Regions from separate parts of the Homo sapiens genome. Here all the other regions are linked to region 3. Evidence: chromatin contacts called from ENCODE Hi-C data. All regions are on one chromosome and are shown on one strand. Each heading gives the region's core, a stretch centred on a gene start or an enhancer-like site at or near the end of the contact. The rest is flanking DNA. Distances are from core to core; before and after follow the strand shown.

The links. Hi-C counts contacts between places; a loop is a spot of excess contacts on that map. Pooled maps may share reads with other maps.
Region 1: a pooled map shows a loop between it and region 3 (8-fold over the local background). The contact joins the promoter of ERCC3 here to the promoter of VMA22 in region 3. A Hi-C loop is called at or near these places in 5 of 50 pooled maps.
Region 2: a map of B cell shows a loop between it and region 3 (7-fold over the local background). The contact joins the enhancer-like site here to the promoter of VMA22 in region 3. A Hi-C loop is called at or near these places in 2 of 168 maps with a recorded cell type or tissue (B cell and naive thymus-derived CD4-positive, alpha-beta T cell) and 9 of 50 pooled maps.

Annotation. Positions count from the first base shown.
Region 1 is chr2:127,291,793-127,295,953 of GRCh38, forward strand. ERCC3 (ERCC excision repair 3, TFIIH core complex helicase subunit) reads right to left here and starts at 2,352. Exons shown (of 15, transcript NM_000122.2): 1 at 2,262-2,352; 2 at 1,721-1,926; 3 at 818-1,054. The coding sequence starts at 2,289.
Region 2 is chr2:127,087,066-127,091,349 of GRCh38, forward strand. All of the region lies in intron 1 of BIN1 (bridging integrator 1), which reads right to left. Among named protein-coding and RNA genes, the nearest start is that of BIN1, 18 kb to the right of the region's middle. RefSeq lists an enhancer at 1-486. Within about 2 kb of position 1,251, at least 2 of the 41 ENCODE cell types and tissues checked have a DNase peak (open chromatin) inside an H3K27ac peak, as active enhancers do.
Region 3 is chr2:130,340,913-130,345,087 of GRCh38, forward strand. It overlaps VMA22 (vacuolar ATPase assembly factor VMA22), which reads right to left and starts at 1,252. Exons shown (of 5, transcript NM_032357.4): 1 at 1,103-1,252; 2 at 929-1,032; 3 at 755-837; 4 at 1-127. The coding sequence starts at 1,213. IMP4 (IMP U3 small nucleolar ribonucleoprotein 4) reads left to right here and starts at 1,985. Exons shown (of 9, transcript NM_033416.3): 1 at 1,985-2,023; 2 at 2,174-2,282; 3 at 3,717-3,800. The coding sequence starts at 2,021. RefSeq lists enhancers at 1,168-1,717, 1,848-2,017.

The DNA of each region.
Region 1 (4,161 bases), core at 1,102-3,601, 3.0 Mb before region 3:
ATCACATGGAACCCTCTTTGTTTTGTCAAAAACATCTGAAGTTGTTTTTGACTTTCCCTCATGGAACTTGTTGACTATTGGTCTCCTGCAGATACTTAGCTTTAGACAGAGTTTACCACCTGTGTTAGTCAGCTTGGGCTGCCATAATAAAATTCCAGACTGGGTGGCTTCAACATTAGAACTGTATTTTCTCAGAGCTGTGGAGGCTGAAAGTCTATGATCAAGGTATCAGCCGATTCAGTTTCTGGTGAAGGCTCTTGTCTATGGACCACCTTCCCATTGTGTACTCACATGACAAGAAGGGCAGGTGAGAGAAAGCATGCTCCGGTGTCTCTTCTTAGGAGGACACTAATCATAGCGGATCACGACCTCATTTAGTCTTAACTACTTTCTTACTCCAAATACATTACCATTGGATATTAGGTTTTGAAGACAAAATTTGAGGGGAACACACACAATTCAGTCCCCAGCACACTCACTTTGGGCTGCATTTCCAAATTCTCCCTGGCTACAATGGGCCTGAATTAGTAGCCCCTCTGTGTTAATACCCACAGCTGGGAGCGGCTCATGAGAAGCGTGGCCTCACCCAGAACACAATGCTGGATCCAGAGTGTAGCGGCTCATGAGAAGCATGGCCTCACCCAGAACACAATGCTGGATCCAGAGTGTAGCGGCTGGGGTAATCAGTCGTTATGCTCCCCACAGGAAATCTGAATGGCACATTCTCATGGCTGCCACAGGCTGACAACATGGAGCACCTATGCCTATTGTTACATTAGCAGGGCAGGTGGAATTGCTGGTCTCAGCTGTCACTTGCCTTAATAAACTGCATAATTCCATCAGGGACTCCAGTCTTGCTGAGCTTCCTGAGGTACTCGGTGATGTCACTGGTTTGCAGCCCAACGCTGACAGCTGCATACAAGGAGTAGGCAGTTAGTTTGTACTCATGCACATGGGTTGGTCGGCACACTGGCTCTGCAATAGCCACCAAGAAGTCTTGGGCATATTTGTAAACTGGAGAGAAGGCTTCCAAGAAGATATGGCCATCGGGAGCCTGAGAGATACCAAATGGACAAAACAGACAAGGAAACATGAGTTGCAGAGACTACTGGGCTCTTGCCCATATCATTATCAAGAAAGAATAAGCTGCCCAACACCACAGATATTCTTGCAAGCACTCCTTCAGACAACTGTGGGGCCTGTTACATTAATCAGATACAGAAGAGTAAAGAAAAATAGAAGAAAGTGTTTCCAAAGTCAACAGCTGTTTCCTACTATTCTGCACAGAGAAAGCCCATCTTACTGGCTATCCTCAAGTTACCTTTTGGCTAGATTTCAACTAAATGTATAACATTAATTATTTAAAGTAGAGCAAAAGCTTGCTACCGAACATGTCTTCCATTATTTGAGGAAACAAACTGTTACATGATAAATGCTATTTATTCGGCAGATAAAAGGATTCACTACATGGGGTAGGGCTGGGGAAGGAGTGAGAGTAAACCGAGGGGTTAGAGCTGTTGGAAGCCCAGGTCCGGCCGCCACACGTGTGCGCAACTGCTCGCTGTTGCCTTGGGCTGTTCCAACGTGTGTGGATGAAAATTCTCTCCCGGCCAGTTCTAGGGGCAGTATCCTGAATGTCAGTTTTGACTCTGAGGATGCCCAAGATTTAGCTGCCGCTCCGCACACTCCTGGGCCCTGCCCAAGCTAAGGGCATGCTTACCACCCAGAGGGGCCTGGAGGTGTGGTCGTCCTTCAGCGGCATTTGCAGCCTGTAGTCCTTGGCTCCATATTCATCCACTTTGGTGCCTGACTCATCCACCTGCTTCCCCGCCGCCGAGGGAACCGCTTCCTGAGGGTCGTTCCCCGGGGCGTCCTCTTCATCATCCTCTTCATCCTCATAGTGCCGCTTCCTGGATTTCTTCTTGTCTGCAAGATACCAACACAGAAGTAAGCCCAGCAGGAGCCTTCAGGGTTCCCTCCGCACCGCTTGGCAGCATTTCACCTGCGCCGCCGCAAACTCCTAGCTAAGAGCCACCTGCATCCCGCAGGCGTTGCGCCCCTCACCCGTCTCCCCTAGGCCGAGTTCGCTGGGCTGCGCCCAGGTCCAGCATCTCTCCCGCCCAAAGGCCTGTCCCAACGGGGTGCGCGCGGGAGGGCCAGCAGGGTCGGCCGGCGCAGAGGCCCGGAGCAGCTCCGAGGCAGAGCGGGGGGCAGGGCCGGCAAGGGCAGTCGTGGCTGAGCGTGCCCGCGCAACGTCTCACCGCGGTCCGCTCGGTCTCTTTTGCCCATGGCAGCTACAGCAGCAGAGAGAAGATGACCCCGCTCCCACAGGCCCGCCGCGGCATCCGCTCTGGGGGGACTTCCGGCTCAATCCGGAAGCTCCCTGTTGTCCACACAGGATGTCCCGCCTCTAGGCGCCGTGATGTGGGTGGCTGGAAGAGCGGAGAGCCAGCGACCGCCGATCTGTTAGCTCGTGCGACCCAGCGGCGGGGGTCCTCCACTGTTCATTTCTCTACAACTGAAGGAAAATACTGTGTGTTGAGCACCTGTGTAGTGCGCGAATTAAAGGCCTCATCCTTCTGGAACTTAAATTTTAATGAAGCCATGTGGGCAATAAATGTGTGTGTGAGAGAGAGAGAGAGAGAATGTGACCTGAGTCCATGGGTAAGGAAGAATTCTTTTTTTTAATTAAAAAAAATTTGGCTGAGCACGGTGGCTCACGCCTGTAATTCCAGCACTTTGGGAGGCTGAGGTGGGTGGATCACTTGAGGTCAGGAGTTCGAGGCCAGCCTGGCCAACATGGTGAAACCCCATCTCTGCGAAAAATACAAAAAAAAGTAGCCAGGCATGGTGGCACACGCCTGTAGTCTAAGCTACTTGGGAGGCTGAGATGGGAGAATCTCTTGAACCCAGAAGGTAAAGGCTGCACTGAGCTGAGATTGCACCACTGCACTACAGCCTGGGCGACAGGCCGAGAGTTCGTCTCAAAAAAAATTTTTTTCTTTTTTTTTTTTTTTTTTTTGAGACGGAGTCTCGCCCTGTCGCCCAGGCTGGAATGCAGTGGCGCGATTTCAGCTCACTGCAAGCTCCGCCTCCCGGGTTCATGCCATTCTCATGTCTCAGCCTAAATAAAGCAGATTACCCTCAATAATGCGGGTGGGCCTCATCCAAATCAGTTGAAGGCCTTAAGAGCAAAGACAGGTTTCTCAAGGAAAAAGGAATTCTGCCTCCAGACTGCAACACAGAAAGTTCTGACTGAGTTTCCAGCCTTTGGACTCAAAACTACAACATCAACTCGTACCTGAATTCCCAACTTGCCAACCCCCACAATTGCATGAGCCAATTCTTTAAAATCAATCAATCAATCTCGCTTGCTCAGTGGGCCTCTTGGTTCTGTTTCTCTGGAGAACGTAACACAGATTTTTGGTACGGGGAATAGGGTACTGCTGTAACAAATACCTAACAATGGGGAAGTGGTTTTCAAATTGGGTAATCGGTAGAGGCTGAAAGAATTTTGAGGCGCATGATAGAAAAGCCTCTATTGTCTTGAAGAGCCTTGGTAGAAGTATGGGCATTAAAGGTGATTCTGGTGACGGCTCAGATGGAAAGGAGAAATATGTTATTGAAACTGGAGGCAAGTGGTAGAGAGCTTGCCTGAATTGTATTCTGTTGGGTGGAAAGTAGAACTTATAAGTGATAAGCTTGGACATTTTGCTGAGGAAATTTCTACATGATGGTTCAAAGTGAGGCCTGGGCCAGGCGCGGTGGCTCACGCCTGTAATCCCAGCACTTTGGGAGGCCGAGGCAGGGGATCATAAGGTCAGGAGTTCAATACCAGCCTGGCCAATATGGTGAATCCCCGTCTCTACTAAAAATACAAAAATTAGCTGGGCGTGGTGTCGCGCGCCTGTAGTCTCAGCTGCTCAGGAGGCTGAGGCAGGAGGATCTCTTGAACTCAGGAGGCAGAAGTTGCAGTGAGCAGAGATCACGCCACTGCACTCCAGCCTGGGCAACAGAGCAAGACTCCGTCTCAAAAAAAAAAAAAAAAAAAACTGAGGCCTGCTTTCTCCTTATTGCTTATAGTGAAATGTGAGAAGAGATACACTGAAGGTGGAATTATTCAACAAAAAGGAACCAGAACTTGAAGATTTGGATCATTCT
Region 2 (4,284 bases), core at 1-2,500, 3.3 Mb before region 3:
TGAGAGCAAAAAGTGGTGTTGGGTTTTCTCTTTTACATCCTTAACTGACAATAAAAACTTGACCAACTACGTCAGCCCCACCACAATGCTTTGATGGTCAAAAACGAAAACACAGAGAGCCCTCCCAGCCCGGCCGGCCCCTGGAGGTCCTGTCTGCATCAGAGCTGGCAGCCCAGCCCCGCCCCTGAGAAAGAAGGGGGAGGGGAAGGAAGTTGCAGGGTCTCCTCCTCCACACTCATCTCTGCAGCTGGAAGGGAAGGCTCCCGCCCCAGAGAACGAGTGTCCAGTTGACTCCAGGCCAGGAAGGCCCCCTCCCCGTCCTCTCTCTCATCCCTCCCAGGGTGCCTGAAATTCCAGCCGGTTCTGTAGATAAGCCTATGGCCTGCAGCCAGGGTGGTGCCACGTGGACCCCAGAGGAAGCCAGGGTGGGCTGCGGTGGCCTGGGGAGCCCCGAGCAGAGCACACAGCGTGAGTGGAGGCAGCAGGGGCCAGAGTCAGGCTGGGAGGGGGCTGGGGTGAGCACTCTCACAGTGGCCGGCGGGGCTGGACCAGCCAAGGGCAGTGCAGGACGGACGGCAGAGCAGGAACCGCTCATCCAAAGACCACATGTGCTCCAAATCCTGGCAGGGGAGGGAGGCGTTTCACAGTGAGGAAACCGAGAGTCCCATGTCAGTAAGCAATGAGCTAGAATCCGCACACGGCCCACCGCTACCAAGCCCTTGGATTTTATCAGCCACCCCACCACCTTCCAACCAGGAGGGCTGGAGGACCCCCTGGATCATGACTGGCTCCCCTCCCCTCGGGACCATCCCCCAAGCTGAGTCTATTCTTAGCCATCAGCAGAACCAGGTGTCCACCAGCAAACAGAGGAGTTTCTAGAAGGGCTACGCCCACCCAGACCATCATCAAGCGCCCAGCCAGCTGCCCAGGCCTCACCCTCCAGCTTCTTCCCCACCCAGCCAGCACTTAGTGGAAGAAAGGAACCTTCCACCAGACCCACCACTGTGAAGAGTCCCCACCCCGGCTCTGGGACGTGGCCTCTCGGCTGTAGGGCCTGGTGGCTGTGGTGGTCACACTGTGGGTGAGCTGGCCAGACGCAGGAGGGATCTTCTCATAACTCAGTTCCTTGAGAGGGGTGCCAAGAGCAGGACAGGCACAGAATCAGAGCCTCCCCTGCCAACGCCCACCCAAAAACGAAGGTGGCTTCCTCTTCTGCACTATCACCTCACAACAGGCATTTGAAGACTCAGCAACGTGCCCTGGTGGCAGTGTGCCTGGCCATGCTCTATGGGAAGCCAAGCAAGGTCTCTGCCCTGGAGGAGCCAGCACTCTAGGAGGGAGGCAATGTTGAAAGGTGCTGTGAGCCTCCGAACAAAAATGCAGCAGGGGGACGGGTGCGGTGGCTCACACCTGTAATCCCAGCACTTTGGGAGGCTGAGGGGGGCAAATCACCTAAGGTCAGGAGTTCCAGACCAGCCTGGGCAACATAGTGAGATCCTACCCCTACCAAAAATAGTTTTTAATTAGCTGAGTGTGATGGTGTGCACCTATAGTCCTAGCTACTGGGGAGGCTAGGGCAGGAGGATGCCTTGAGTTCAGGAGTTCAAAAAATGCAGTGATCCAGGACCGCACCACTGCACTCCAGCCAGGGCGACAGAGCAAGACCGTATCTCTTAAAAAAAAAAAAAAAGAGAGACACTGAAGGGCTGGGGGTGAGGGGAGAGGGCGGCTGCTCTTAGGAAGGAACTCAGGGAAGTGACAGCTGAGCAGAGACCTGATGAAGGAGCAAGACACCAGGCCAGGAAGGAAGAAGAAGGTAGAACTCACTGGACAGAGAACTCAGTGAGTGCAAAGGCCCTGAGGTGGACGGGAGGGATGCCACAGGACAGCAAGACCGGCGTGGCTGAGAGTGGCAGGGGGCAGGGAGGACCAGGAGGCCCTGAAACACCAGGTGCCAGGCTTCATGCTGAGCCCTTGGGCATGATTCCATAGCCTCATGGTGGACCCCTCCATAACCTCATGAAGGAAATACTATTATATTCTCACTTTGCAGGTGAGGAAACTGAGGCACTGCCTTAACAACTCCCCAGGGTCACGCAGCCAGGCCCAGGATCCCAACCCCAGGCCTGGGTCCATCGGTGAGGAGCTTTAACCACTGCACATGCGGCCTCGGCCCCCAGGACCACAGAGGCCCCTGGAAGACTCTGGCCCTTAAAACCCAGCATGGAACGTGGAACCCTGGAAAGCTCTGAGCCAAGACTTGATTTTGCAGCCTGCAAAGCTCCCAGGCTGGCGCGTGTACACACTTCAGGAGCGCAGTGGGGCAGGGTGCCTGTTCAGAAGCTGACTGCACTGACCCAGGTGGGAGGCAAGGGGACTCTGTGATCTGAGCTACTAGAGGGAAGGGGTGGTCATCACCTGAGATGGGGACACGTGTTGGGGTAACAGCTGGGGGTCACAGTGAGTTTGCAGTGCCCAGAGATGTCCAGGAGGAAGGTGCAGACACAATGGCCAGGAACCCTGGGGTGGACTGGACACACCCCACCGTCAGGTTTCTATCACACCCCGGCCCCACCCACCTGCCCCTCAGTCCCTCCCACTGCCCACTCTGGATGACCAGCTCAGGGCATCTAGTCTGGGCAGCTGGCCAGGAACCCCTTCTGGTAGGAGACACTGCTGGGGCAGAAGGTGCTGGGAGCAGGCCCAGGCTGTGCAGCCCTGGGCAAGTAAGCTCACCTCCCTGACCTGCTGGGTCTCATCACTTAGAGCCAAGAACTCCCTCAAGGGTGTTTAAAGGTGAAGTATGATCATGTAGGTAAGAGGGCCCAGCAGAGCCGCTAGCACTGGATTCCCCCCTGCTCCCCCCACCCAGGGCTGAAAGTTCCTGCAGTCTTCCCACCCTAGTCCCCAACGCCCTACTCCCCCAACCCCCAGCTCACATAAGCCTTCCCCGCACCTGCCGCCCAGTGCACCTGCTCCTGCGGCTCACAGTCCACTGCAGCATGGCCAGTTCCTTGGAACAGCATATACCAACCACCCCCCTTCCTCTCTCCAATCAAGCTCCCCTCTGCAGCCTCCTTGCCTGCAGCTCTGCAAGGACCCTGCAAGCCACCCCATTACGCTGGGCCCCTTTGGGAAAAGGGTAAACCGACAAGAGGCCCCATGGAAATCAACCAAACAGCTGAAGACAGTGGCCATCGCAGCAAGGCCAGCCTGGTGCAACCCGCTGTGGCCACATGAGGAGCCCTGATGGGCCTTGCTACTACTCCACATCCCAGTGCCACCCCCGCAGGCAGGCAGCAAGGGCATGGCCGCGGGGCATCAGTGACACAGGGCGACCCTCCACCACTTCAGTTGTGCTGGGTGGGGCTCGCTGAGGACAGCCTGTCTCCACAGGCACGCACCCCACCCTTGGCCCCAGCCCTCCGCCCATCTGTCCCTCCACACAAGTGCGGGTGCTATTCTCAGCCCAGCTCCAGGACACTGGCCATAAACACACGGTGGAATCTGCTTCTCCAGCCCACCCGCCTCCCACCCTCATCACCTGCTTCCTGAGCTCAGTGGGGGAACAGCCTGTGCTGGGAGGAGCAGAGCACCAGCCCAGCCCCAGCCAGGGCACAGCTGTGGGTGGGGGGCGGTGGCAGCTCCCCAGCAGCCAGGGCAGGGGAGGGGGAAGGTCTGGCCAGCACCCACCTGCCTTGGGGCCAAGTGAAGGTCTGAGCTGGGTGGGAAGGCAACAGCCACGGGTCGCCACACACTCCCACAGTCTTCATTAGGAAACTTTGCCTCCCTAGCAATGCCAGGCTATGCTGGCCCTTCACATCACCTCCTCCAGGCAGCCTTCCCCGACTCCACTCCAGGCACAGGAGCTGACTTGTTCTTCTGGATGCCTTCAGGTTCTTACACGTCTGTTCCTGTCTGAGAAGCTCAACCTATACATGCAACCAGGCTATTCATTCCTTAATCAAAGTCCTCGGTTTCTATATCCATGACACTGGAACTAGTAAATGGTGCCTACGGGAGGTATGTGTTTATCTCAAACACATCATTGGTATTACTTCAAACAGTATTGTTGTCATTTCTGCTATTCAAAGGAGTGAATGCCCAGAGTCAGCTTTAGATAGCGCCCACCCAGAAGTGCCCACTGAGGCACCAACAGGCACCCCACGCAGCACAGTACTGAGGAGGCTGCCCTCACCCCAGCCCCGGGGCATTCTCAGGCCTTCCTCTACCCAGTGCTGTTCTAGGGGCTTCCCTGCCTCACCCTGGCCTGTCCAGCATGCC
Region 3 (4,175 bases), core at 2-2,501:
CGGAAGCTTGCTTGAGCCTGACGTAGACTGTGAGGAACTAGGATTCCAAACCAGTTCAGGGGGTCCTGAGGGGCCTCAGAGGACTCCGGTTCTGGGGTCTTAGTGGGGCCCTTGCGCCTCCGCAGACCTGAGGAAAGAAAGGTTGGAGGAGGCTGGGATCTTACTCCCTGACCTTTATCATCTTGGTGACAATGTTGAGCTTGATCTGAGCTCATGATTCTATAAAACACTGTTGGTTGGAAAATTCCAACTTTGGGGTTCCAGGAAACAGCTTACCACAAAACACAGCCTTTCCCCTTGTGATTCAGATGAGACTGTTTGTCCACTCTTTCCCGTGACTCCTGTAAGACCCACTGATGACCCTGTTTGCCTGTGACACTGATCTTACCCATTGTACCTGAACATGCCAACAGACCAGACATAGACGTTCCAACTCCCCATTCTTTGTCTCAGGATGATTAACTGGGATTAGAAGTTTGTCCCTCTGAAACTAGCTAGACACACAGATAAATATTTTCTGTTCAGCTGACTGAAATGTATGTGATTGTAAATCTATTCCCAGTGTAAAGCAACTCACCAACAATTTCTCTACTTCCTATAAAAGTCTAAGGCAAAACCACCCTACAAAAACATTCTGTTCTTCTGCTCTGGGATGCTCTCTCTTATCGCAAAAACCTAATTTAAATCATCTCCATAATTTGCATTTTGTCTTTGACACTGGGAAGGGGTTCTGCAGAAGGAAGAGGGGGCTCACCTGCTTCGCGAGGCCCCACCTCCTCTGGGGCGTGGACACCAGCTCTCACCACCTTGAACTTCTGGAGTCCCTCCTGGGCCTCGCTGAAGGACGAGAAGGGAGGATGGAGCTTTGGCAGCCCGGGCCTAGAACGCGCCCGCCCGCCCACCCAGCCCAGCATGGAAGCTTCCTCACCTGGCGTGGAGGCAGACCTGGGGCTCCATGTGGGAAGCATACTGCAGGGGCCCTACCGACTTGGCGCCCATCGCGTAGCGAGCCTTGGCGAGCGAGAGCCAGCCCTGCAGGGAGAGGAAAGCGGTGAGACTCAGTTTACGCCCGTGTACCCTCCTGCCCGCCCCAGGCGCCTACCTCCTCCACCCGGGCGTTCAACACCGTTCGTTTCCCCTCCAGCTCCTCCAGGTCCCCAAGCAGCTGCAGGACCAGCGAATCCAGCTCCGCTCGCAGGTCAAGCGCCGCCATGGACACACCTCCAGATCTGGAGCCACCTTCTTCCTTGTCACCCTCCGCAGTTTGGCAGGACAGCCAATAGGCACACGAGATCCTCCATCAAGGGGCGTTCCCATCTGGGGATCCCCACGCCGGCAGCACCAAGGCCTCTGGGTCAGCTTCTTTAAGGGCAAGCGCCCTTAGAGAAGCAGCACGGAAGCAACCAATCAACTGGTTTCTCCAATTAGCCCCCAAGTGGATCAGCCTGCTGAACTGTCGGCTAGGGTTATAGGTGGTTCTGAGTCCTTCCGGAAGCTGCCGAATCTTAGAAGTCGCGCCACTGTTGTGGCGATGGAAGAAGGCGAAGCTCTACAGAAACCATTTTGGTTGAGGGAAGAGTGGTTTTAAAGTTAATTTGGAAAGGAGCCGGCAAGCAACCTTCAGTCGGTGTGCGGTTTTTACAGTTGAACTGTTTCCAGCCGCTAATTATGATTGTTTTAGCGGTTCGTCATCTGAAAACTGCATTCTGCACGGCGGTGGTGGGGGGAGGACGAGGATGGAGAAGCCTGGGCGGACATATTTATTAGCTGCGGTCCTAAGTCACGTGTGACATTCTGTATCCAGTCTATCGGTTATCCCAAGGAGAACGCCCTGCCGGAATGGCCAATCGCCTTGAGATGTCCCCGCCCTATTCGCCATCTTAACATAGGGCATTCCCCACAGCTGCAGGCACCAGTGAAGCGTCTAAGGGACCATCTTGGTTGAGGGCGGAAGTGAGGACTGTGTCGCGCTGGAGGAGCCCACAGATTCTCCCGGACCCACGTGGAAGCGGCACTCAAGATGGTAGGAGAATGAGCTCCTGTTTCGGAGGTCCGGGGCGCGTGAAGTGCTGGGGATGTGGCTCTGGGGACTTGGAGGCTCAGCGGCTCCGGGGCTCCGGGGTTCCGGGGCTCGGGAGCGAGTAGTGAGTGACTGGGCCTGCTGTTCCCACAGCTGCGCCGCGAGGCCCGCCTGCGCCGCGAGTACCTGTACCGCAAGGCCCGGGAGGAGGCGCAGCGCTCAGCCCAGGAGAGGAAGGAGCGGCTGCGGCGCGCGCTGGAAGGTAAGGCATCGGCCCCGCGGGCGTCTGCGTGGTAAACCACCCCGGCACGCATTTGTGTTCGAATATCCGAGCGTCTTTCCAAATGCTTGCCGGCCGTTTTCCTTGCCCATTGGGTTCTCCTGTTGGTTTTGAGAGTGTTTCTTCCGTGTGATGGTATTAATTACTTGTCACTGACGTTGCAGTACCCGGGTTTTGCAGCTTGCCCGCTGTGTGCAGTGTGTCAAGTTCGTCCCAAGTTTTAAAGACTTTATCTTGTCCTGTAGAAATTCTCTTTAGAGCGGTGGCTCACTGCTGTAATCCCAGCACTTTGGGAGGCCGAGGCGGGCGGATCATGAGGTCAGGAGTTCGAGCCTGACCAACATGGTGAAATCTCGTCTCTACTAAACATACAAAAATTAGCCGGCCGTGGTGGCACGCGCCTGTAATCCCAGCTACTCAGGAGGCTGAGGCAGGAGAATCGCTTGAACCCGGGAGGCGGAGGTTGCAGTGAGCCGAGATCCTGCCACTGCACTCCAGCCTGGGCAAAAAAGCAAGACTCCGTCTCAAAAAAAAAAAAAAAAAGAAATTCTCTCTAAAGACTATCTGGATAGCGCTGGTGCTGCAGACTGCGCTGCCCATCCTCCCTGCAGGAGTTCCTCTGAGCTCCGTGGGGAACAGTGCTGGCCCCGAGTGCGCACCTGGAGCGCTGTGCTCTGCGGTAGGCAGCCTGTGGTCCAGGGCCCGCTGAAGCCATGCCTTCGAAGCGCTGTGGGCATCGTGACCAACGGTTTTGCTGTCTGAGAGCTTAAAGGTCTCTGGTCCACCATCATACGTACAGAACAGTCTATATTTCTTTTCAAAAGTAATTTTTAAGGCCGAGCGCTGTGGCTCACGCCTGTAATCCCAGCACTTTGGGAGGCCGAAGCGGGTGGATCACGAGGTCAGGAGATCGAGACCATCCTGGCTAACACGGTGAAACCCCGTCTCTACTAAAAATATAAAAAATTAGCCGGGCGCCGTGGCGGGCTCCTGTAGTCCCAGCTACTCGCCAGCCTGAGGCAGGAGAATGGCGTGAACCCAGGAAGCGGAGCTTGCAGTGAGCCGAGATGGCACCACTGCACTGCTCTGCCTGGGTGACAGAGCGAGACTCCGTCTCAAAAAAAAAAAAAATCGATGTTTAGATTTCTACCTGATTATAAAAGCAATACAGTACATTAAGATATTTTAGAAAGTCCTCAAGTCATGAGACTAAAGAAAATGAAGTCCTAGTAACCACTGTTTATGGGGGTTGGCCTGTAGAAAGTTTTGTCACCTCTATCCATGCTTTATCCAAGCTCAGAAAGGGCTGAGGTATTTTTATTTCAAGCATGTGCAGGCTAATAAGCTGTGGTGTATTGGATGAGCTGAGGTCTCCATGCTTGTGACTCACTCAGCCCCTCTCTCTTCCCTCTGCAGAAAACCGCCTGATTCCCACTGAGTTACGCCGAGAGGCTCTGGCCTTACAGGGGTCCCTGGAGTTTGATGATGCTGGAGGTGAAGGTAACTATACAAGGTAGCCCTCCCCAACACTGAGCTGGCAGGTCTCCAGTCCTTCCTCAGACACACCGGGCACCATCCCATCAGAGGAAACTGCTCCTGGAACTGTCCCCCATGCCCTTGTCACTGCACAGATGGCATTGCAGGGCTCTCCCTGAGTGTGCCCTGTCCCACTTACATGGCACACATGGGAGTGCCTCACTGACTCTGCACCTGGCTTGTTAATTACCTCCCCCACTGGAGTGCCTGCTGGGGAAAGACAGTGTCCCTCACACATTATTGGTGCCCATACGTTTATTCACTGCATTATTCAAGAAACAAGAAAGGAATCCCAAACATTATAGATATTTGTTACGAGGGAAAAGAGTTTGTCACCGT